3 separate regions of the Homo sapiens genome follow, and all the other regions are linked to region 2. The links are chromatin loops, found by intact Hi-C in ENCODE. Cell type or tissue: CD4-positive, alpha-beta T cell. All regions are shown on one strand.

The links. Hi-C counts contacts between places; a loop is a spot of excess contacts. Peaks named below come from ENCODE experiments on the same cell type or tissue, not always from the same donor. Only the 100,000 strongest peaks of a DNase experiment are listed, where the experiment ranks them.
Region 1: a loop joins it to region 2, with 4 times the contacts of the local background. A loop is called at or near these places in 13 of 110 quality-filtered maps.
Region 3: it touches region 2 in a loop (5-fold over the local background); 16 of 110 quality-filtered maps call a loop at or near these places.

What each region holds. Positions count from the first base shown.
Region 1 is chr1:226,121,396-226,129,395 of GRCh38, reverse strand. It overlaps the pseudogene LOC112268255. Among named protein-coding and RNA genes, the nearest start is that of ACBD3-AS1, 23 kb to the left of the region's middle. RefSeq lists enhancers at 3,894-4,188, 6,423-6,652 and silencers at 6,743-7,122, 7,133-7,522, 7,703-7,942, 7,953-8,000. In CD4-positive, alpha-beta T cell, CTCF peaks have their summits at 3,843, 4,045 (motif pointing left) and 7,675; DNase peaks (open chromatin) are centred at 4,045, 6,031, 6,615, 7,505 and 1 weaker place; H3K4me3 peaks cover 1,663 bases; H3K27ac peaks cover 806 bases.
Region 2 is chr1:225,472,077-225,480,076 of GRCh38, reverse strand. It overlaps LOC124904526 (a long non-coding RNA gene), which reads right to left and starts at 4,110. Exons shown (of 2, transcript XR_007066903.1): 1 at 3,467-4,110. RefSeq lists enhancers at 4,603-4,692, 6,589-7,108, 7,109-7,628 and a silencer at 4,843-5,082. In CD4-positive, alpha-beta T cell, CTCF peaks have their summits at 4,760 and 4,963 (motif pointing left); DNase peaks (open chromatin) are centred at 1,996, 4,936 and 6,626.
Region 3 is chr1:226,059,925-226,067,924 of GRCh38, reverse strand. H3-3A (H3.3 histone A) reads right to left here and starts at 5,209. Exons shown (of 4, transcript NM_002107.7): 1 at 5,114-5,209; 2 at 3,446-3,596; 3 at 2,116-2,269. The coding sequence starts at 3,573. H3-3A-DT (H3-3A divergent transcript) reads left to right here and starts at 5,430. Exons shown (of 2, transcript NR_185887.1): 1 at 5,430-6,935. RefSeq lists an enhancer at 3,538-3,607 and silencers at 4,801-4,870, 5,489-5,654, 5,241-6,090. In CD4-positive, alpha-beta T cell, CTCF peaks have their summits at 2,857, 3,056 and 3,424; DNase peaks (open chromatin) are centred at 2,944, 4,334, 5,284, 6,054 and 1 weaker place; H3K4me3 peaks cover 3,959 bases; H3K27ac peaks cover 2,235 bases.

The DNA.
Region 1 (8,000 bases), 650 kb before region 2:
GGAAGGCAGAGGTAAGCATGTGAGACATGAGAGGGAAGTGGTCCAGAATCATCCTTTTTATCAAGAACCCACTCCAGAGATGATGGCATGGATCCATTCCTGAGGGCAGAGCCCTCATAACCTAATTACCTTGCAAAGGCCCCACCTGCCAATGCCACCATCACAACGGCAATTACATTTCAACATGAACATTGCTGGGGACATTTGAACCATAGCACTCTGTTTTGTCCATGGTCTGGGCTTAGAACCAATAAATTACCCCTTCCTCCCAAGCCTTCTTGAGTTGGGTGATGAAGTTCTGTCACCTCATCATCTCTTCCTGGGTGGCCTTCTGTGGAAGATGATGCTATCGGCAGTGTTTCTCAGCATGCAGCCAGTGCTATCGGCATCCACATCACCCAGGGCTCTTGAAAATATCAGTGCCTGGGCCCCCCCTCCAACCTGCTGAATCAGATTCTCTAGGGTGGGCCCCAGGCTTCTGCAATTTCAACATTGGAATTTGGGCAGGACTATGACACAGTGACTCACTGCCCCTCTCCAGCTGTCCTGTGTGTCCTGCAGTTCATGCTGCTTAGTGTTGACAGTGTCTGAGAAACCCAAAGTGTTGTAGCCCTGGGAGGTGGTATGTGGGCTCATAGCTTTGGGGAACCAAGTGGAGTTAAGAGCTGTGATAAAAGCACTGTGGGCGTTCCAGGCTGGGGTGGGGGCTGGAATCTGAGGAATGGAGGAGTATCTAGGAAAGTGGCTGGAAGCGGACAACATTGTGCTGGCTGCAGCTCATTCTTAGTGGGCAGGTCTTAGCAAGTCGTGTCATTCACAGCCCAGTTAAAAGATGTACTGGGCCGGGCACGGTGGCTCATGCCTGTAATCCCAGCACTTTGGAAGGCAGAGGTGGGCGGATCACCTGAGGTAAGGAGTTCGAGACCAGCCTGGCCAACATGGTGAAACCCCCATCTCTACTAAAAATACAAAATTTAGCCAACCGTGGTGGCAGGCACCTGTGATCCCAGCTACTCAGGAGGCTGAGGCAGGAGCATCGCTGGAACCCGGGAGGCGGAGGTTGCAGTGAGCCGAGATTGCGCCACTGCACCCCACCCTGGGCAACAGAGCGAGGATTCATCTCAGAAAATAAAACAAAAAGTTGAACCAAGATTGCAAAGTTCCCTTCCAGCTCCAAAACTCAAGCCAGGGGCCCTGTGAGACTTTCCCGGAAGTCTGGGCCCTGAGGTTGCTGAGGGCGCTTCCATGCAGGTGCCGCTTCCATCCAGGAACTGAGCTCTGCCCTTCCGTTTGTTTGTTCACTTCACTCCTCCCCTAGAGGCTGAAGTTGCTTCTGGGAAGGAGGCTGGGCACTTCTGGGCTGAGCCTTGTTTCCATAGCACCCAGCCACCCTGCCAGGAAGACACAGGTTTCTCCTGGTTGACTGTGAGAGGACTTTGACCCGCGCTCCGTTTCCTGCTGGGCCAGACTTAGGAGGAGGTACCGGGGCAAGCAGCACAGTGGGACTTGCAGGTCCCGGACCCAGCCCTTCATTCAGACCAGTTGTTCTGGAAGTTTGGGCCCCAACCAAGAGCAACAGCAGCAGTATCAGGAAACTTGTTAGAAATGCAAATTACCGGACCCCACCCTGGACCTACTAAATTAGAAACTCTAGGGTGGGGCCAGCCATCTGTGTTTTTGTAAGTCCCCAGGTGTCTCTCATGCACACCAAAGTTTCAGAAACACTTTATGCATTGTGTGCATGTGTGTGTGTGTGTGTTTTCTTTTTTTTCTTTTTTTTTTTTTTGCAGGATTTGACAGAGTCTTTATCTGGCTTCTGTTACATCTTATTCTGACTCAGGTTTACGGACACAATGCTGGAAAACCAGTTCCTGCTCTACCCACGCCTCAACTTGTTAAGAAGAAACAGTATCTAACACCGAGGCACGTCACATCTTCGCCATTCCCACTTCCTTTCTGCCCTAGGCATTCAATGTATGCCACCGGGGGCCATCAGGACTAGGGCTCTGCAACCACGGCAGCAGACAGGTGTGAAGCTCAGAGTCCCTCCTAACAGCCTCCCTCCAGCGTCTTCTTGGCCGCGGCGGCGAAGCAGCTCCGCAGGGCCTCGAACTCCCGCGCGCAGAAGTCCTTACTCGGCCCCGCAGGCGGCCAGCCGCTCGGGGAAGGCGCGGAGGCAGCTTCGCATGCGGCCCCACACCGCTCCGTCAGCCGACATGAGCGGCTATTCCCAGCGCCCCTCATGTGTGTGTTTTCAAAATGAGGTTTTGCTCTGTCACTGAGGCTGGAGTGCAGAGGTGCCATCATAGCCCATTGCAACCTCCACCTCCTGGCCTTAAGCAGTCCTCCTGCCTCAGCCTCCCAAGTAGCTGGGACTACAAGTGTGTGCTTGTTTTTTCTTTTGTAGAGATAGGGTCTTGCTATGTTGTCCAGGCTGGTCTTGAAGCCCTGGGCTCAAGCAATCCTTCCACCTTGGCCTCCCAAAGCACTGAGATTATAAGCATGAGCCTCCATACCCAGCCCAAGAACCCCCACTTTATTGTGTGATCAATTGTTCCAGTTTGCCCAGGACTCTCAGTTTTAGCACTGGGACTCTCTCTTTTTTTTTTAGACGGATTCTTGCTCTGTCGCCCAGGCTGGAGTGCAGTGGCGCGATCTCAGCTCACTGCAACCTCCACCTCCCAGGTTCATGCCATTCTTCTGCCTCAGCCTCCCGAGCAGCTGGGACTACAGGTGCCCGCCACCACGCCCAGCTAATTTTTTGTATTTTTAGTAGAGACGGGGTTTCACTGTGTTAGCCAGGATGGTCTCGATCTCGTGACCTCGTGACCCACCCGCCTTGGCCTCCCAAAGTCCTGGGATTACAGGCATAAGCCACCGTGCCCGGCTTTTTTTTTTTCTTTTTTCTTTTTTTTTTTTTTTTTGAGACAATCTCGCTCTGTCATCCAGGCTGGAGTAAAGTGGCACAATCTTGGCTCACTGCGACCTCTGTCTCCCGTGGTTCAAGCAATCCTCCTACCTCAGCCTCCCAGGTAGCTGGGACTACAGGTGTGTGCCACCATGTCCAGCTAATTTTTGTATTTTTTTGTAAAGACAGGGTTTCACCATGTTGCCCAGGCTGGTCTTGAACTCCTGAGCTCAAGCAATTCACCCACCTCAATCTTCCAAAATGCTGGGAGTACAGGCATAAGCCACCGCTCTCACCCATTCATTCAGTTTTTCAAAATCAGATCTGAGCTCCAGTCCTGGGAGCCTGGGGCAGCTTCTGATGCTAGGAGAGGCACAGGCCTGGCTACCACCATGGGTAGCAGAGGAGTGGGGTCAGCTCTGAACTTAGGAGAGTGATAGGAGGGAGAGGAGGCTGGGAGAGTAACAGGAGGGAAGGAGGGAAATTCTGCTGCCGCCGCCGCCGCCGCCGCCGCCGCTGCTGCTTTGAAGCTTTCCTGGGTAAATGGTGACAAGGACCACAAACCTCCTTACCTGGGCGAGAGCTTTGGGAGGTTTCAAAGCACCTTCACTTACATCACCCTACTGGATTCCAAATTACTCCTTAGAGCAGTGCCCATAAGAAATACTGCATTTGTCCAGTTTCTATTTCCTCTGCCTGAGCTTGAGCTGCTTTGGTGGCAGGGACCATCCCAGTGTCCCCATCAAACCTTCAGTGCCCAGTAGACAGAACCCTTGCCCAATCTTCCCGTCCAAATCCTGCATCTTCTGCAGGAGCTAGTTCCTCTGCAGGTCCTGGCAATATGGAGCACAGGGTCCATAGTTTTCCTCCCACCTATGGATTTCCTCTGGGCCATCACAGCCTGTTCCACAGACTGAATTTCAGCTCCCTGTCTTGGCCAGGGCACATCCTGTCTAATCACTCATGTTCACCCAGCTTTGCACCCTCTTCAGCCTCCCCACGTTTAAGCGAGGCAGCTGGCGGTGCAGGAAGAATATTCATCCATCTCCTAGGAGCTCAGGAGTCAGACCCTGGGCCCAGACTCCTGCAGCAAGTCGGGGCTTCTGTCACAAGCGCCTCACCTTACTGGCTTTGGCGCCATCTAGTGGACGCATCTGGGTCTGCGGGGACCGCAGCCCTTCCTGTGACCCAGAAGCAAAACCAGCAATTTACCTGGCCGTACATTATTTTTGAGTCCCGAATCCCAAGAGTCCACTCCCAACCCAGCTCAGCATGTATTGTCCACTGCCTGCTTAGTGCCGGACCAACACACCTTCACCTCACATCAACAGGGACTCAAACAGAGCCTCTTCCCCTCAAATCCCAGCCCCATACTCAACTGTGTGCACAAAAGCAGGCATTCGTCCTAACAAAGCAGAATGAAACAACCCAAACTTCCCTCAAGATGGGGAGCATGCATTCTACGGAATATTATGAAATGGATAAAAGGGTTTGCTGGATTGGAAACGTCTCCAAAAGCACATTAAAGAACAATACATACCGCATGATGCCGTTTATTGGAAGAAACAAACCCAAGCCTGATCCACTGTTCGCATATCCGTGTGAAATGCAGAGGGAGGGCTGGACACACACCAAGCTAATCACAGGGACCTTTAGGGAGGGATGGGGGTGGGGTAAGGGTGAAAGAGGCCTTTCCTTTTACACACCTTTACTGTGTATCTTTTTATATTTCTAAGGCAAAAGGTAAATTAAACAACCCCTGTGTTAAAGGTGGAGAGTGTCCAGGTTCTTGGCATCTTGAACAAAGAATTGGAAGAGACACACAAACAAAGCAAGGAAGGAATGAAGATTTTATTGAAAATGAAAGTACACTCCACTGTGTGGGAATGGGCCTGAGTGTAGGATTCAAAAGGCCCTGTTACAGAATTTGGGGGAGTTTAAATACCCCCTAGAGGATTCATTGGTTACTTCGGGTATGCCCTATATAAACAGAGAGGATGAAGTAAAGTTACAAAGTCATTTACCTGATATGCCCTATGGAGAGGATATTTCCGGTTATAGCTGAAGTGTGAATGAGCCTTATGTTCCCTGCCTCCAGACCCTATTTTCCTGCCTCACCTGGTGCCAGGAGCTGAGTCGCTGCTGCTCTCCCAGGTGCTCCATGATGAGCAGTGCTGGCCTTCTGATCCGACTCTCCCACACCCACACCAGCTGCCTTCCTGAGCCACCAGGCTCCCCAGTGGTGGCTCCTCTCCTTTGACGGCCTTGTCACCTCTCTGCAGTCTCTTCCCCTCACACCTGGCCGCTGCAGCCCCTCAGTGGTGAGCATTCGGTGGGCTGATCAGCATCCGCACACCGCTCCTAGTAAGGGGCAATCCCCATTTTGTGAGCTGTCATGGGAGCCAGGGCCCCTCCTCCCACCTCAAAGGCTAAAGGGGGCAGCATTCCTTCTCCCTTCCTGGGCATCTGGCTAACCCAGGCAAAGATGCAGGGACAGGAGCCCTCCCTCCCCGCTGTGGTGCCCAGCACCCCCGCCCATCATTACAGCCAATGCCTGTGGAGTTGTGGCAGGGGCTGCATTCAGCGATGCTGCAGCCCAGTAGTGGTGGTGACCACAGTCACCTCCCAAGACTGTCCCCGGCTGTGGCTGTGGCCATCCAGACTCCTGGTCAGCTCCCTGAGCTCCCCACAATACTCCCAAGGACTCCTTTTCTACTTAGTCATCAGGGTTGATTTCGATTGCTGGCCACCTCCCTTTGGGCCCTGGCCAGGCCTGTGGAGCTAGTCCTTTCCAAGTGTCACAGGTGAGTGACTGTGTGTGAGGGACAGCGGGTCAGTGTGATAGATAACCTGTGGTCCACATAGGGAGATGGTGCCATACCAAGAAACTGCCAGGACCGAGATGTTAAAGAGTCAGGGGATGTGACTTGCTAAAGGCAACCACGGGAGATGACTGTGCTGGGAAGATGGTTTCAAGAAAACTGGGAACCTAGGAAGCTTGGTGAGCACCCACTTGGACCTTCCCTGGCCTGGCAGGGCCTCCCCTTGGAGGGATAGCCCTGCAGCTTCCCCATCAGTGGGCAGGCTTGGGGAGGGCCTGGAGAGGAGAGGGGTCCCCTAAACACACCCAGCCCCAGGGCCTCAGCAGACAAGTGCTGGTCACCTATTATTTGTACTTATTGTAGTAAACAGTCACTTTTAGGCTGGGGGCTCACGCATGTAATCCCAGCACTTTGGGAGGCCGAGAGGGGCGGATCACTTGAGCTCAGGAGTTTGAGACCAGCCTGGCCAACATGGCAAAACCCCGTCTCTACTAAAACTACAAAAAAATTAGCCGGGCGTGGTGGCGGGCGCCTTGTAATCTTAGCTACTGGGGAGGCCGAGGCAGGAGAATGGCGTGAACCCGGGAGGCGGAGGTTGCAGTGAGCCGAGGTTGCTCCCCTGCACTCCAGCCTGGGCGACAGAGCGAGACTCCATCTCATAAAAAATCACAACAGTCACTTTTATGAGCAGTGCTCATTTCACCCCGCCTCTACCACACACTCGGCAGGGCGGCTTCACAGGTGCCCTTCCTGCTGTCTGGGACCCTTTGCCAGACTCCTCCCCACCTGGCCACCCTTCTTTCCAACCAACAACGTGGCTCCTCGGTTCCTCCAGGTTCCTTCCTGCCCTGTAAAACCCCTGGCCTCCTGCCAGGCTCAAGAAATGCCCTCGGATCTCTTCCGTGCTTTCGCCCCGCAGGAGACACAGCCTAGGTCCCGCCTCCGTCACGCGACAGAGACTCAGAAAGCGCCCACGCGGGCAGGGCCCGGGCAAGACTACCTCACCGCCGCCCACCCATCCCCGGAGCCTTCAGCAGCGCGGAGCTCAGGCTTCCCTGTCTCCCCTCTGCCCCCGCGCCGGCCGTGCGTGCAGTGCTTCGGCCCCTAGGCTGCGCCCGCGCCCCGTCCTCCCTCCCGGGGTTGGTGCGGGTCTCCCAGGCCGGGCCGGGGCACTGGACCGACGCCCAGGAAGCGGCCGCCGCCGCAGCGAATTGCCCGCTCTCGCTTCGGCTTTCACCGCCCAGAAAGCGGCGCCTCCGACCTGGCTCTTAAACAACGGCGACTTTTATTATAAAGCCCGGGGGTGGTGCGGAGGAGCCCGCCACTCGGTGCCCCTCACTGCGGCCTCTGGCCTTCGCCTGGAAGGCGCGCGAGCCGGCGGCCCCGAGAGGCCGGGGGTGGGAGGCGCGGGGGCGACCCCGACGCGTGGAGCCGCCCGGGACGCACGCGGGCCCCAGCAGCCCCGAGTGCAGTCCTGGCTGCGTTGTGGGAGCCGCGGCCACGCCAGCGCCGGGGCCCCTCCCGCCCGAGACTGGTGAGGCGGCGGGAAACCGCGGGACGGCCAGGCTGGGGCTCTTCAGTGCGGCTCTCGGCGGGACTGCGGTCGCGGAACAAAGGGGCGCGGAGGTGGGCGGGGGGTGCATCGCCGGCGGGGCGGGGCCTCGGCGTCCGGGGCTGAGGTCTCCTCACCTCCGGGCCGGGCGGGGTCTGGCGGCCGCGCCCCTCCGCGGGCTCCCCAGGCGCCCAGCCGCGCGGCAACAACCACAGCCACCGTTTCCGCTCCCCGCCCGCCCCTGCTCAGCGCTGGGGGCGCGAGGGCGCTGCTCGCCCGATTCAGAGGCCAGGTGTAACTACTGGTGTCACAGAAGTTCGGTGTTTCCAAGATGTGCTTCCTTTTTGTAGCGAAGGAAGCGCGGCCACCAGGCCAGGTCGTCCCAAAGTGCAGGGTCCCCGGCCCCCGTCATCCCCGCCCGGTTGCAGGCCCCGACGCTCCGCGCTCCCGCCTGCTGCGCGCGGCGGCCACCAGAGGGCGCCCGGCTGCTGTCACCCCGCGGAGCGCGGGACCCAGGCCGGGCGGGGGAGGTCAGCGGCGGGCCCGCCACCCCCGGCCCCTGCGGGGGGGGGCCTGGCGCTGCTGGCGGCCGGAGGGACGATTGCGGGGTCCCTTTCCCAGACCGGAACCAACAAGGCCGCCGGCCAGAGAACCGAGTTGGGTCGCCGTGTGACCTCGGGGCAGGTGCTAGCCGTCGTTGTGCCTCGGTTTCCCGCCT
Region 2 (8,000 bases):
GGCTAATTTTGTATTTTTAGTAGAGATGGGGATTCTCTATGTTGGCCAGGCTGGTCTTAAACTCCCAACCTCAGGTGATCCGCCTGCTTCAGTCTCCCAAAGTGCTGGGATTACAGGCATGAGCCACCGCACCTGGCCACTTCTTTTTTTTTTTTTTTTTTTGAGACATAATCTCGCTCTGTCACCAAGGCTGGAGTGCAGTAGTCAGTCCTGCCTCACTGCAACCCCCGCCTCCCAGGTTCAAGCGATTCTCCTGCCTCAGCCTCCTGAGTAGCTGGGATTATAGGCGCACACCAACACACTCAGTTAATTTTTGTATTTGTAGAGACAGGGTGTCACCATGTTGGCCAGGCTGGTCTTGAAATCTTGACCTCAAGTGATCTGCCCTCTTCAGCCTGCCAAAGTGCTGGGATTACAGGTGTGAACCATCATGCCCAGCCATACATTTATACTTTTGAGACAGGGTCTCGCTCTGTCTCCCCGGCTGGCGTGCAGTAGTGTAATCTCAGATCACTGTAGCCTCAACCTCCCAGGCTCAAGCGATCCTCCTGCCTCAGCCTCTCGAATAGCTGGGACTCCAGGCGCACACCAACATGCCTGGCTAATTTATCTTTACTTTGTAGAAATGGGTTCTCACTATGTTGCACCAGCTAGTCTCAAACTCCTGGGCTCAAGCGATCCTCTTGCCTTAGACTCCCAGAGTGCTGAGATTACAGGCGTGAGCCAACACGCCTGGCTGGCAGAATATATTAATATTTGCATGAACCACAAATCAAAATGTTTTCATCCAAAAATGGATTAGCTGTGTCTGTTGGCTTGTGTATATAAAAGATTTGTGAAATAGTCTCAGTTGAGGAACCTAAGGAACTGGGGACGGTTCTTACAACACTGAAAGAAGGTAGATATTGAGATTAGTTTCTTCTCTCCAAAGACTGACTGTTTAAAAGGCTCAAGCGTGTACCACACTGACTACTGTGGTTCAGGAGAAGCAGCTGAAATATTTCCTTTTAGAGCTAAGTTCTATCCATAGAGCTGAACTTACAGTGAAGTTCAGTAAATTTTGGATTTACTGTAGGTTCTTGGAGACCAGAATTAGAGGAATGAGAACGCTGTGAGTTATAAAGTCCAAGCTGTGTCAGCCCTTTGCTTGGGAGCTGTCCTGCCCTGCCATCTCCTCTCTTTTTGGGGGGCCTCCTTCTCAGTCTCCTTGTTGGAGCTGTCACCCACTATTGGTGCTTTTTTTTTTTTTTTTTGATGGAGTCTCGCTCTGTTGCCCAGGCTGGAGTGCAGTGGGGCGATCTGGGCTCAGTGCAGCCTCCACCTCCCAGGTTCAACTGATTCTCCTGCCTCAGCCACCTTAGTAGCTGGGATTACAGGTGCCCGCCGCCACGCCCAAATAATTTTTGTATTTTTAGTAGATACGGGGTTTCACCATTTTGGCCAGGCTGGTCTCGAACTCCTGACCTCAATGATCCACCCGCCTCGGCCTCCCAAAGTGCTGGGATTACAGGCGTGAGCCACTGCGCCCAGCTGCTATCCGTGCTTTTGAAGGCTTTGTTCCTCACCCACCTCTCAGCCTCCCTGGGAAAGCCTGTCCTCTCCCGTGTCTTCTCTTGCCTTTTCTCCATCAACACACCAGTGACTCCAAGGAGTGTCTCAGCCCTGTCCTCTCTCCTGAGCACCAGAGCCACTGTCCTGCCCACTGGGGACAAGACTCCAGGACAGCCCTGCAGCATTTCAAATCCGAGATGACCCAAACCAAACTCTTGACACTCCTCCTCTGTTCTAATCCCCAGGCAGTTTTTACTCTCTCCTGGGCTCCCCTGCCCATAAGTGAGTGGGCCCCGTGGATCTGCCTCCCGCATGGTCCTCCCGGAGCTCCACTTGTTTCCAGCCTTGCTGCCAAGTCCTGTCAACCTCCCTCCACCTGTCACTGAACCTCCGCAGCAGCCTCCCGCTTCCTCCTCTCTCGCCCTGCATACAGCCCACTGTGGCCGGAGGGAGCCATGTGAACCGCATGTCAGAACACACCTCTTCCTGCTCAAGGCCTTTTGAGGCTCACAGACTGTAATCAAAATGAAGTCAGAATGTTTTAAGTGCCTTTTATGGTCAGCCCTGTGATCTACAGCGGGAGATAGGAAAGGGACAGCTGGCAATGTGGGAGAAGCTGCCTCCTCAAAAGCCTCCCCTTCCCTTCTTCCCTGCTGCCAGAACCCCATTTCGTGTAGGCCTCAGTGGAGCTCCCTTGATCTCAGGAATGCAGATCCATCCTCGGTCTGTGAGGGGGGCCTTGTGGCCTAGTTTTGGGCACATCTGTTGGAAGCTCCTGGGAAGGTTTTTTTTTCTCCCAGATAAGAGGAAGGCAAATGAGAAAGCTCTCCCCTGCTCCACTCCCTCACTTCTCTTCCTTGGACTTGATGGGAGTGTATGATGCTCTGGGCAACTGCAGCCATCTTGTAATCATGAGGGGAAGGTCAAGAATCTGAGAGAGCCAGACCTGGCATCTCTGAGCCACCACACTCATGTCGGCAACCACCTACCCCCATGCTTATTTAAGGAAAAATAAACCACTCTTTGTTTAAGTCACTGCTAGTCAGAGGTTCTGTTGCTTGCAGCCAGAAGGATTCCTAATAGACACAAGCAGGGTGTGTGGGAGTGCAGAGGAAGACTTCATGCGGGAGGTAGCATCTGAGTGCAACCCTGGGGGTGAATGGTGAAGGGCGCCCCAGGCAGAGAGTACTGTCGGAGCACAGAAATTAGGGAATGGGAATGGAAAATTCCCATTTAGTTGGAACATAGGAGGGATAGAGAACAATACAAGACATTTTGCCATGAACAATTTGACACAGTCATTTCAACCTCAGGGACAATTTTAAGTAGCTTTTCTTCTCTCTCTCTCTTTCTCTTTTTTTCATGGTCTCACTCTGTCACCCAGGCTGGAGTGCTGTGGTGCAATCTCAGCTCACTGCAACCTCTGCCTCTCAGGTTCAAGCAATTCTTGTGCCTCAGCCTCCAGAGTAGCTGGGATTACAGGTGTGTGCCACCATGCCCGGCTAATTTTTTGTATTTTGGTGGAGACAGGGTTTCATTATGTTGCCCAGGCTGGTCTTGAACTCCTGCACTCAAGCAACCCGCCTGGCCTCAGCCTCCTGAAGTGCTGGGATTAGAGGCATCAGCCACGGCGCCCGGCCCCTCATGTTGCTCTTTTGGTTTGGATTAGTCTGGACTTTCCAGAGAAGCAGAACGAAGAGGATGTGGTGTGCATATGTTTTTCATAACAGCACTAATCCCATTCATGTGGGCTTTACCCTCACAACCTCACCTCCTAGAGGCCCCACTTATGCACACCATCACCTTGGGAGTTAGGATTTCAACATGTGAACTTTGGGGGAAAATAAACATTCAGACATATACATACAAGTATATTCAGACACACACACACACTTGTGATAAGGAATTGACTCACTTGATGATGGAGGCTGCAGTGTGAGTTGGCAAGCTGAAGACCTGGACAGCCAATGGTGTAGCTCCAGTCCAAAAACCAGCAGGCTCAAGATGTGAGACGAGCTGAAGTCTCAGTGCAAGTCTGAAGGCAAGAAAAAATGATGTCCCAGCGCAAGCAGTCAGGCAGGTAATGTCCTTCTACCTGTGGGAGCGTCAGCCTTTTTGCTCTAGCAAGCCTTCAACTGATTGGACGAGGCCCACCCACACCAGGGAGGACGTTCTGCTGTTCTCCGTCTGCCCATTCAAAGGCAAATTGCATCCAGAAACACCCTCACAGCCATGCCAGAATCATGTCTGACCAAATGCCTGGGCATCCCATGGCCAAGTCGACACTGAAAATGAACCTTCATGGATATGTGATGGTCTTCCCTTGGCTGACAAGGACCCAGCAGGCACTTTGGAAATGGGAGTTTCCTCGACTTTAGGCCCAATCAGAATGCTTCCTTGGCCACCAAGAGGAAGGGGAACTGTGACCATTTACTGCCATTTCCCATCCGGCCAGAAAGAGGTGTCATCTCCATTTCCTCACCAAGGGGAAGGAGAATTATTTTTATTTTTTGAGATGGAGTTTTGCTCTTCTCACCCAGGCTGACAGTGAGTGCAGTGGCCCGATCTTGGCTCACTGCAACCTCTGCCTCCAGGGTTCAAGCGATTCTCCTACCTCAGCCTTCTGAGTAGCTGGGATTACAGGTGCGCACCACCACGCCCAGCTAATTTTTGTATTTTTAATAGAGACGAGGTTTCGCCATGTTGGCCAGGCTGGTCACCGGACCCCAGGTGATTCTCCCGCCTCGGCCTCCCCCAGTGCTGGGATTACAGGGGTGAGCCACCGCGCCCGGCCGGGAGGAGAATTCTAACATCGGCTCTGGATCCGTCTGTTTGTTCTGCAGTTCCCGCCAAAGCCAGACTGCTTCCTTGACCCTCCATGGAGGGGCAGTCCTGGGAGTTCGCAGGCTCCCGGGCGGGGCATTTAATGGAGCAGAGGGCGCCCCGGGCAGGGTGGATGGTACAGGCACCTGGCCAGGAGGAGCACATGAGGTCCTGGGCCAGGACAGGCCTCAGGAGCAGCTGATGAGAAGACACTGCTGGGGAGAGGAGCTGGCCTCGACCCCATCGAGTCCTTGGAGGTGGTGGGTCTGCTGTACTCTGTGCGGTGTCATTTCCATCCTTTCCAAGGCTGGCATCACTGCTTACACCATCCCACCAATCTCACCCAGCCTGCCCACCTGCCCTCGTCCACCGCAGCCGGGCTGGTGTGGGGATTTGCAGGCAACCACTCGGATCCTCCCAAGGGAGCGGGGAGAGTGTGGAGCAGGGAAAGGCGGCACGTCCCAAGGCCGCAGGCGTGCAGGTCCGCTGGGCGCCTAAGGCCAGCCGGGTTCTGCCGGGGCCCAGGGCCTGGACGGTGGCGCTCGAGCGACCCCTGGCGGTCATGCTCGGCAGCGCGCCCCGTCCAACGCGGGTGCGCAGCGCCCTCTGCCGGCCGACGGGCGTCCTTGCCTTTTCCCGGCCTCTCAGTTTGGGATTGGAGGGTACTGGTAGGATCCTATTTCACAGCTGAGAGACGGAGGCACAGAAGTGAAGTAATGCATCCGAGGCGAAGCTGACTGAGAAAATACACGAATGCAGGTATTCTGACTGAAGAGTCTGCATGAAGTCCAGGGTAACGAATATGACCTTTGGTTATGTCAACAAATGTGTCCACAGAGCCTTTTTTCTCCGCTCAGCTGGTCGGCTGGTTCCACGGAGCTGTGTTGAGCCCTGGGTACCCCACTTTTGAAGTTCATCAGCAAACTACAACATGTTCAGGTTGCGTGGTGAGAGTGGTGGGGGACTCCAAATCCAGTCGTATGAGGAACAATGGAAAGAATGGGGTGGCAGGTTTCTTCAATCCAGAACATTCCACTGGCCAGGGCTGTCCTCCGGAGGAGGAAGCATCCTCATGAAGTGGACATCCTACTCACCAGGGGCCTAGAGAGTGCCGGGCTGGCCACTTGCTGACTGGTCTGGAAGAATTAGAATAATTATGGGAAGGCCCTTTAAGGTGCTCACAAGCCTCTTTAGGAGACACAGGTACTAATCATTAGGAACGAGGCAGGAGGCATGCATGGCCAGTGCTGTGGAGTGGGCACGAGGCTGTCTCGTCTCTTCACTGGGCAGGAGGGGAATCATGAGGTCAGAGCGCTTCGGGAAGGTGGGCGCGGCACAGGGTTCTGGCTCAGCCCTGCTGCAGTGTTGGGTCAGAGGCATGGATACCACCTGTGAGGTGGAAACGGATGGACAGGAGTGTAGAAGACAGTGCCACAGGCGGGATTCTCCAGGAGGCCAACCCTGAGTCAGAGTTAGGAGAGCAAAAGATTTATTGGGAGCCAGGCACGGTGGCTCACGCCTGTAATCCCGGCACTTGGGGAGGCCAGGGTGAGTGGATTGCTTAAGACCAGGAGTTTGAGACCGGCCTGGGCAATGTGGCAAGACCTTGTCTCTACAAAAAATACAAAAATTAGCTGGGCATGGTGGCTCGCACTTGTAATCCCAGCACTTGGAGAGGCCAAGGCAAGCAAATCGCTTAAGTCCAGGAAAATTTGAGACCAGCCTGGGCAACATGGCAAGACCTTGTCTCTACAAAAAATACAAAAATTAGCCAGGTGTGGTGGTGCACACCTGTTGTCCCAGTGTGTCCGGAATTGGTGGGTTCTTGGTCTCACTGACTTCAAGAATGAAGCCGCGGACTCTCGCGGTGAGTGTTAACAGCTCTTAAGGTGGTGCGTCTGGAGTCTGTCCTTTCTGATGTTAAGATGCGTTCGGAGTTTCTTCCTTCTGATGGGTTCGTGGTCTCGCTGGCTCAGGAGTGAAGCTGCAGACCTTCGCGGTGAGTGTTACAGCTCTTAAGGCAGCGCCTCTGGAGTTGTTCGTTCCTCCCGGTGGGCTCGTGGTCTTGCTGGGCTGAGGAGTGAAGCTGCAGATCTTCCCGGTGAGTGTTACAGCTCATAAAAGCAGCGTGGACCTAAAGAGTGTGCAGTAGCAAGATTTATTGCAAAGAGCCAAAGAACAAAGCTTCCACAGTGTGGAAGGAGACCCGAGCGGGTTGCTACTGCTGGTTCTGGCAGCCTGCTTTTATTCTCTTATCTGGCCCCACCTACATCCTGCTGATTGGTAGAGCCTAGTGGCCTGTTTTGACAGGGTGCTGACTGGTGCATTTATAATCCCTGAGCTAGATACAAAGGTTCTCCACGTCCCCTTAGTTAGATACAGAGTATCCACACAAAGGTTCTCCAAGGCCCCACCAGAGCAGCTAGATACAGAGTGTTGATTGGTGCCCCCTGAGCTAAACACAGGGTGATGATTGGTGTATTTACAATCCCTGAGCTAGACATAAAGACTCTCCACATCCCCACCAGACTCAGGAGCCCAGCTGGCTTCACCTAGTGGATCCCGCACCGGGGCTGCAGGTGGAGCTGCCTGCCAGTCCCTCGCCGTGCGCTCGCACTCCTCAGCCCTTGGGTGGTCGATGGGACTGGGTGCCGTGGAGCAGGGGGTGGTGCTCCTCGGGGAGGCTCGGGCCGCATAGGAGCCCATGGAGGGGGTGGGAGGCTCAGGCATGGCGGGCTGCAGGTCCCAAGCCCTGCCCCGCGGGAAGGCAGCTAAGGCCTGGCGAGAAATCGAGCGCAGCGCTGGTGGGCTGGCACTGCTGGGGGACCCAGTACACCCTCCGCAGCCACTGGCTCGGGTGCTAAGTCCTTCATTGCCCGGGGCCGGCAGGGCTGGCCGGCTGCTCCGAGTGCGGGGCTCGCCAAGCCCACGCCCACCCGGAACTCCAGCTGGCCCGCAAGCGCCGCACGCAGCCCCGGTTCCCGCTTGCGCCTCTCCCTCCACACCTCCCTGCAAACTGAGGGAGTGGGCTCCAGACTTGGCCAGCCCAGAAAGGGGCTCCCACAGTGCAGAGGTGGGCTGAAGGGCTCCTCAAATGCCGCCAAAGTGGGAGCCCAGGCAGAGGAGGTGCCACGAGCAAGCGAGGGCTCTGAGGACTGCCAGCACGCTGTCACCTCTCACCAGTTACTCGGGAGGAGGATCACCTGAGCCCAGGAGGCAGAGGCTGCAGTGAGCTGTGATTGTGCCACTGAACTCCAGCCTGGGCGACAGAGCAAGACCCTGCCTCAAAAACAACAACAACAACAACAACAGCAACTATGTGTGTGTGTGTGTGTGTATATATATATATTTATTTATTTATGAGGGAGCAACACCCATGAAGAAAAGAGAGGCTGCAAGAGAGTGCAGGAGGGGTGGGTAAGCTGCGATGTGGATCTGCCACACTCATCTCTGGCAGCCCAGTGGGCATGCAGAGCCAGTGCTGCCCATCAGAGGAGCCCTTGAGGGGTGGAATAGTCAGGCCCTTGTATCCTCACCTAGCTCAGACTCCTGGAGAGGCAGAGAGGATGCTGACCCTGAGGAAGCCAACGGCTGGAGGCCAACCACGCTCCACGCAGCTAGGCAGT
Region 3 (8,000 bases), 590 kb before region 2:
TGGCAAACTGAGACTAATTTCTCCTCTACCATTCTCACTGGACTGCCTGCTATCCTTTAGTTGTAAAGTGTGTAATTCTAAGGCCAAAAACAAAGGACCTTTGGATTTCTACTTCAATTGCGATCTTCTATTATCCTATTCCATTAACAAATTCTCCCTCTGTTATCTTTTTTTTTTTTTTGAGACAAGAGTTTTGCTCTTGTTGCCCAGGCTGGAGTGCAATGGCGCCATCTCGGCTCACTGCAACCTCTGCTTTCCGGGTTTAAGCAATTCTCCTGCCTCAGCCTCCCTAGTAGCTGGGATTATAGGCGCCTGCCACCACGCCAAGCTAATTTTTTGTATTTTTAGTAGAGAAGGGGTTTCACACCATGTTGGCCACGCTGGTCTGGAACTCCTGACCTCAGGTGATCTACCCACCTCAGCCTCCCAAAGTGTTGGGATTACAGATGTGAGTCACGGCGCCCGGCCCACTCTCTGTATTTTTAAGATAACTAAAATATATGCATAAAAAAGCAAACAGAAAACACAAAAGCTTAACAAAGATCACTCTTTCCAATAAAGAGCTATCTAACACTAAGAGAACTGTGGACAGAAGAGGTGAACATTTTGCTTAAAACCAATACAACCACACTTAATGACAAATATGTAATAGTAACAATGGAAGTTTACATGTGAATAATTTTAGAAAGATGAGTCTTTTACCCAGATTGTTTAGTAAATTCAATTTAAAAGGCTACATTATTGACATTTAAGCTAAAAACGCTACACTTTTCAAGTACAGTATTGTTCTTTAAGCACAGTTCTAACTAGAAAATATTAGCAGCTTTGTACCAATGCTTACGAATCTTAGTAACATTTCTGTATTTAGTAATAAATAAGAACTGAAGATAATCGGCTATTAAAACAGAAAATAAAGTTTTAAGTAAAAACATGGAAGATTTTAGTAGTTGAAATTTCAGCAACTCACTGAGAATTTAATGGATGCCTACTCCTGGAATTCACCAATCAAATGAAGTTTAGATTAACCATAGAAACAGCTCGACCAATTACACTTCAGGGTGGAATCCACCTATCCTATCTTTCTCATACATAAAGCAAAAGCCCAGCACAGCAACAGCAGCCTTGAAAATCCTCCAATGGAATGTACTTAGATTCTGGATGCCCCCTCCCCACCCCCAGAATGATTCAGGTCTGCAATGGTGCCTAACAATCAGCATTTTTAACGACCCCCAACTGCATGCTTCTGATGGAGGTGGTAGCTTTACTGTATTCTGGGATACTTGCAACTAAAGAATCCAACCACACAATATAAAATAGGTTACTTAAGTGACTGATGTTAATGACGTCTACATACCTTTATCAAGTATCTTGTAGGAATTTCAAGTTTTGGTCTTAACTTAAACCACAAATATCTCAAATACATAAATATCTCTAGAACAGTATTTCTCTAAGTCCTGACATGCTAGAGATTAAGATTAAATTCAATATGCTCCACATGTAAGTGGCAATCCCTAATCCCCTTTAGGAAACCACAAGGCAAATCCTGGCCCCTTTACACGTCCAGTATCACCTTTAAGCACCGTTCCCCCAATCTTGCCAATCCAATCCTATCCTCCACTCACTGCTCCTTTTACGTCTTAATGCATAATTTTTTAATACTGCCTATTCCCATCCTAGGTATTAAGCTCTCTCTACCTATATGTTTCTTCAGGACCTGAAGAGACATTTCTTTTATTCTAGGCACTGTTGTTTGAAATTGTTACTACAAATATAGACCTCTAGTCTCAAGTTCTTCTTAATGTCCTGCAGCATCCATAAACCAAACCAGAGGATTTTCTTTAAATATTGTTTTTAGTGCAATGTTTCAAAATTTTAAATGGTATAATGGAATGTGCACTAAGCCTTGGAGTCAAATAGGTTCAAATTATGGTTTTGCCATTTTCTACGTGTATGACCTTGAGCAATTTAACCTTTCTGAAGTCTCAACAGTGAAGTAACAATATCAACTACCTGACAGGCTTGTGATTAAATGATATAAGCACATGCAACAATTTGGAACTGTTCTTGGTACACAACAGGAATACAAACTCTGAGTCTTCCCACCCACCATTTTACCTGCAAAGCACCGATAGCTGCGCTCTGGAAGCGCAGATCTGTTTTAAAGTCCTGAGCAATTTCTCGCACCAGACGCTGGAAGGGAAGTTTGCGAATCAGAAGTTCAGTGGACTTCTGATAACGTCTAATTTCACGGAGCGCCACAGTACCAGGCCTTTAAAAAATTAATAAAGAAACTGTTACCAAAAACATAACTAGCACAAAAAGGTAAGTGGGCAGCTTCAAAGAAATGCAGTAATCTTTCAAAAAATAAGCCACCCAACAATTCTTCAGCTTCAGTATCAAATTTCACTGATCAACTTAAGATGTGAACATTCAAATCTAGTAACAATACCTTTAAAGCAAAAAGCATGAAATTAAAATGCATTCTTAGCAAGAAATTCATCAAAGCCCTATTTATTTTCATTTTAAAAAGTTATTCATGTATATAAACCTTGGGAAGGTATTAGCTGTCAGGCTAATGAAGAAGTTGGCTCCCCTCAATTTAGCACCACTCTCCTTCCCTACACCCTCTATTATCTTAAGAGCCCTTAAAGATGACCAACACAACCCAATGAACTTCATTTAAAAATCTGCTTGTGGCATTCAAGTTCTATTTCCCAGAATACCTCTACCCTGACTACAGTTCACCCCTCATCAACTATTAAATTTGAATACACCCGATTGTGCAGTGTTCCTTCCACGTGGAAAAGTTTTTTTTACTAAGTAATTGTCAGCAAGAAATTTACCTCTCATTCTGACTTATTTCTTCCACTGTATGAGCTTTTATTTTAGGTTAATCGTAATATTTGCGGAGGCTAAGTCTAGGCAACTTCTGCCCTCTAATGGCAGATGCCCTTAACAACACAGTGGCTCAGGTAGTTCACAATCAAAAGAGCTAATACAGAAGGAAATAAGCTAATCAAGTAAATGAGGGGGTAGGAACTTTATAAAACACCCAATCTCGATTATATTATTATTTTGCCAAAAACTAGGAAAGATAACCTCAAAAGTGTATTCAAGAAAGCAACACTTAACTATTTTTAAAGAATTACTAATAGTTAACTAAAATGTCAATATATCCCATTAACATTATCAGTGATATACGAGGTCTCCTTAGACCTCCAGGTAAGATTATGGCTTCAAAGTTAAACGTTTTCAATAAAACCTAATACTTAACTTTATATATAAATGATCATACAGTACATTTATTTAAGCAGTAGTTAAGTGTTCAAATGAAAAAAAAAAGTTTCTCTAAAGCAAAAAGTTTTCCTGTTATCCATCTTTTTGTTAAATTATGTGGATACATACAAGAGAGACTTTGTCCCATTTTTTTCCTGTTTTTTAATACCTGTAACGATGAGGTTTCTTCACCCCTCCAGTAGAGGGCGCACTCTTGCGAGCGGCTTTTGTAGCCAGTTGCTTCCTGGGTGCTTTACCACCGGTCGATTTGCGGGCAGTCTGCTTTGTACGAGCCATGGTACAGAGACCTCCTTACTTACCTACCAGCATTGAAAAATCAAAAATCACCATATGCAACTACCAAACATACAACTTTTCCTGCCACGATCACCCCCTCCCCAAATCTGGAAATTATGATCAGTATAAAAAATAATGTTCGTATTGTTATATAATTTGAAAGGGTGAAGATTACGTCTACCCAAAATCTCTTCTTGAAACAAACTAGAGTACTAGAAAATTGTTAGCAGTATCAATCACCTCTCAAAATGCCAATTCTGAGCGACAAACGGCAAAACAAAAATACCTCGAACGGCCTTTGATCCAATTTATTTAATTAAAGCAGTAATTAGAAATGTCTGTAAACATTCCATCCACAAACAAGTCAAAAGAAAAAAGGCACAAACCACTGGAAGGTCGAGTCAAATTACAGCAAAAAAAAGGTCTTACTCCCCCCCACTTTGGCTGCCCCCCCTTCGTCTGACTGTTGATGGATTGCTGTAAATATCTGAAAATATTCTTGGTTTTGCATCTTTACAGTTATGTTGACAAAAAGGCGTCTCGAAAAAACAAGAGAGGAACAACAGCTACCACCAGCGAGCATTCTACAAAGCCCCGTCCTCGCGTCCAGTCCTCACAGGCTTCGCAGTGAAATAAAAAGTGCCCCGCACCCAGGCTTTAATTAACGCACGACATCCGCCGACCGGTCCACCCCAAGCACCACATAAACTTTTGGTTTTGCCTCCTTCGGGTCCCTCGGCACAGGGTCCCCCAACCTGCCCGCCTCGCTCCCAGCGCCTCGAGCAGGAACCAACTCGGCTCCCCGACCAGAACAAAATGGAAACAATCGCAAAACGTATCCGATTCCGTTCCAAAGAGACAAAACACCAAATCGCTCGAAAATACCCCTATCCCCTGCCACGTGCCGCCCTCCAAAATGCAAAAGTTTTTTTTGCATTTCAAATGCATCAAGTTTCCGCCTCTCCAAAAAAGGGAAAAAAACGTCCCTCTTTTAAAAATTCTTGCTTTTTTGAAATGGGGAAGAGAGAAACGGGGGAAAAAATATGGTCGGTGACCAGAGAAGAGAGACAAGATGGTGAAGCTTAGCAACAACTGTGGGGAGGCAGCAAAAAGCGAGTTACCCCAGGGTGCGAAGCGGCGGCGATTTCCACCCCTTTCCCGCTCGAAAACTGGGGGCTGGGGCCCGGGGGCGGTAGTTAAGAGGCCCGCGCGGGTCATGGTGAAGGTTTGGGGTCCGGGGAAGGGGCGGCGGGCGGGATTTCACCGAAGAAAGAGGAGCCAGGGGCGCGGGGAGGAGGAGGGAGAGCAGGCTCGGCGCCGCGGCGGTTGCTGCTGTTGGGCTGAGGCGGCGAGAGACGGGGGAGCCGCCGCCGCCAGAGGGAACAGGGAAACTCGCTCCTCACCTCCATTTCTGGGCCAAAAAGTTTGTGGGCTAAGCCGGAGGGGCTATGGGTCCCCTCCCGGCACCGCCAGGGCCCGGCTCGGGGCTGACGGCAAGCGGGGCTCGGTTCCGGGGAAGCGGGCAGACGGGGAAACTTACCCCCCTTCTCCTTCGGCTGGAGCTCGGCGAGCGAGAGGCGGCGCTGGCGTTGGAGAGCGACGGCGGCGCGGCGGCGGCTGCGAACACAATTGAAAGATGGCTGACACCGAGGCTATCCCCCAACACACGCCGCCCCGCCCCCGCGCCGCGCGCCAGCCAATCACACACAATGGAGGGAAGGCTCGGCCCCGCCCCCATAGCTCCTCTCGCGCCCCGCCCCCGCCCTTCCCCCCGCGCGCCCGTTCGCTGGCGCGCGCTCGCCCCTCCCCCGCGCGCCGCCCGCTCCCTCCTCCAGGCCGCCTCGCGCCGTGTGTGTACAAACACAAAAGACACGCTGAGGGGCCGCCGGCTCCCGCCGAGACTGCCGCCCGCACCCGGCCAGCCCCCGCCCCCGGCCCTGCACTCCCATCCCGCTCCGTGTGCGCACGGCGTCGAACCCCCGAAGCCCGGGTTTGGGGCGCCCGGAGGGAAGTGGGGGGAGGGGAAGGCGGGCGGAGGCGCGGCGGGTGAACGCCCGGCCTGCGGGCGTCTCGGGCCGCGGCGGGGAGGGGAGGGAGGGGCTGCCCCCGCGCGGGCCCCGGCGCGCGCCCCCGAGGAGACCCGGGCGGCAGTGGGGGAGGAGGACGCGGTCGGCCGGGTCGCCGCGCCCCATTGGAAAACGCTCCCCAGCAGGAAGCTGGCAAATAGGAATCCAGCGTCCCGCGCCCGCTGTCGGACCTGGCCGCTGCGGCAGCGGGAGGGGCGGACCGACGGCCTCCTTCCCGCCTGCGCGCTCGGCCAAGTGCGGCCGGGTCCTGCGGGACCGGCCCGAGTCCGCCGTAGACAACTTGATCCGCTAAGACTCCTGGGCCGGCCGCCTGCGTGCAGGGCAGCCCCTCGCCGGTGTTGGCCTCCGGGATCAGGGGACGGGGCTCGCTCTCCTCCCGGGCCCGGGCCCCCGACGCAAGATGGCTGTGTCGCGTCGGCCTCTAAACAATGTGTGGAGCGCGCAGCTCCTGCACCAGGGCCTGGTGGCTTGTCCTGCCCGCCCGTGGGGGCCGTGTGATCTGTTTTCGGTAGGATTGCTTTGGAAAGGAATTGCCGAATATAGATAGTCAAATGTCCGCAGCTTCTGCATAGTTTAGAAGAGGCTGAAAACGGCAGAAAGAAGGCAAACGTGGTTTGGGAATTAGTACATATACCTGTTTTCCAATTCTCAGTAGCATAGGAAACGGACTTTTCATGGCCCAAGTTATCCTCACGACTTGTCAGTTGATTGGCTTTGGAACCTCTGAACCGTCCCTAGATGGTATTGACGCTTCACAACTGTGTGTAAAGGTTTTCAATGGAAGGGTCATGCAAATATCCCGTAGGGTAGTGAAGGAGGAAAATTTCATAAATGAAGGGCAGTAATTATTTGTAATCTGAAGATCTCACAAAGCGGCTTAGTGATAAACATTATCCCGAAACAGATACATGGAAATCAGATACGAGGGAAGAAATGGATTTGTCCAAGGTCACTTAAGTGAGGAAGAGACCTAGGAGAAACAAACAGACAAAAATCCAGGCCTCCCGTTTCATTATTATTTCATGAATGTTAAGTGTCCATGGTTGCTGTGCAGAACACATGCAATCTCTAATCCTATCCTAAAAGCACATATGCAATCAGCTTGGACCGAGCTGCCAGCAAAGAATTTCCTATAATTCAAGCCAAGATGAGTTATTTTGCTTGTTTTTTGTTTTGTTTTCAGGAAACCGAAATATTTATTGTTGGATTTATCCAGGAAGGCTGTTCTGCATTAGTTAAATGCATCATATCTTCAAGAAATGTTAAATGACATGGGTAATGTTTTCTTTGTATGCTGGATTTTTCAATAGCTTCTACTTCTTGGCTTTAAAAAATATTTCTAACCAAGGGTCAGACCATTTTAGGTAGAGTAATTATGATCTTAGATGATTTGAACTAACTCAGCTGTCTGTCCATTTGTGAAATGGGAATAATAATATTTATCTCTATGAAGTTAGGCCACAAATTCTTTCTAGTAGGTTCAAGTATTTAAGCACCTGGAGAGGTGACTGGTTACCCTCCTAGTGGCTTCAGGAAGTTTTCTCACTGAATGAATATTTATTGAGTGCCAACTCTGCTCAGCACAATTCAGGGGTGCTGGGAATGCAGCAGTGAATAACACAAGCAGTGTTCCTGCCCTCATGGGGCTTATGATCTCTGGAAGCACTGCTTTGCACAGGGAAGTAGCACCAGGAGGGGGTAAAGAAAGAGGGACTTTGGAGCCCCAAGATTGGCAAAAACTATAGCTAATGAGAGAGGTGAACTGTAGAGTCTAGATAATGGGGAAGGAGAGGTGCCAGAGCAAGAAGGGATTCTCACAGGGCCCTACGGGTCAGTCCTGAATTGGCTTTACTAGAACTCAGGCCCAGCACAATGGCTCACATCTGTAATCCCAGCGCTTTGGGAGGCCGAGGTGGGTGGATCACTTGAGATCAGGAGTTTGAGACCAACCTGGCCAACCTGGAGAAACCCTGTCTCTACTAAAAATAAAAATTAGCCGTCATGGTGGCACACGTCTGTAATCCTAGCTACTTGGGAGGCTGAAGTGGGAGGATTGCTTGAATTTGGGAGGTGGAGGTTGCAGTGAGCCGAAATTTTGCCACTGCACTTCAGCCTGGGCAACAGTAAGACTCCATCTCAGAAAAAAAAAAAAATAGAATTCTTGGGCTAATAATGGCCTCAACATTTGCAGTTAAAAAAGAAATGGGGAGGATGGGAGCAAAAGGTTTTAAGTTAAAATATTTTCCTTAGAATAGAGTACTTATGGCCATGAATTTAGATTTGTTTATAAGTAGAAAAGTAGAATGGAAAGGATTTTAAAAGCAACGCTATTCATATCTG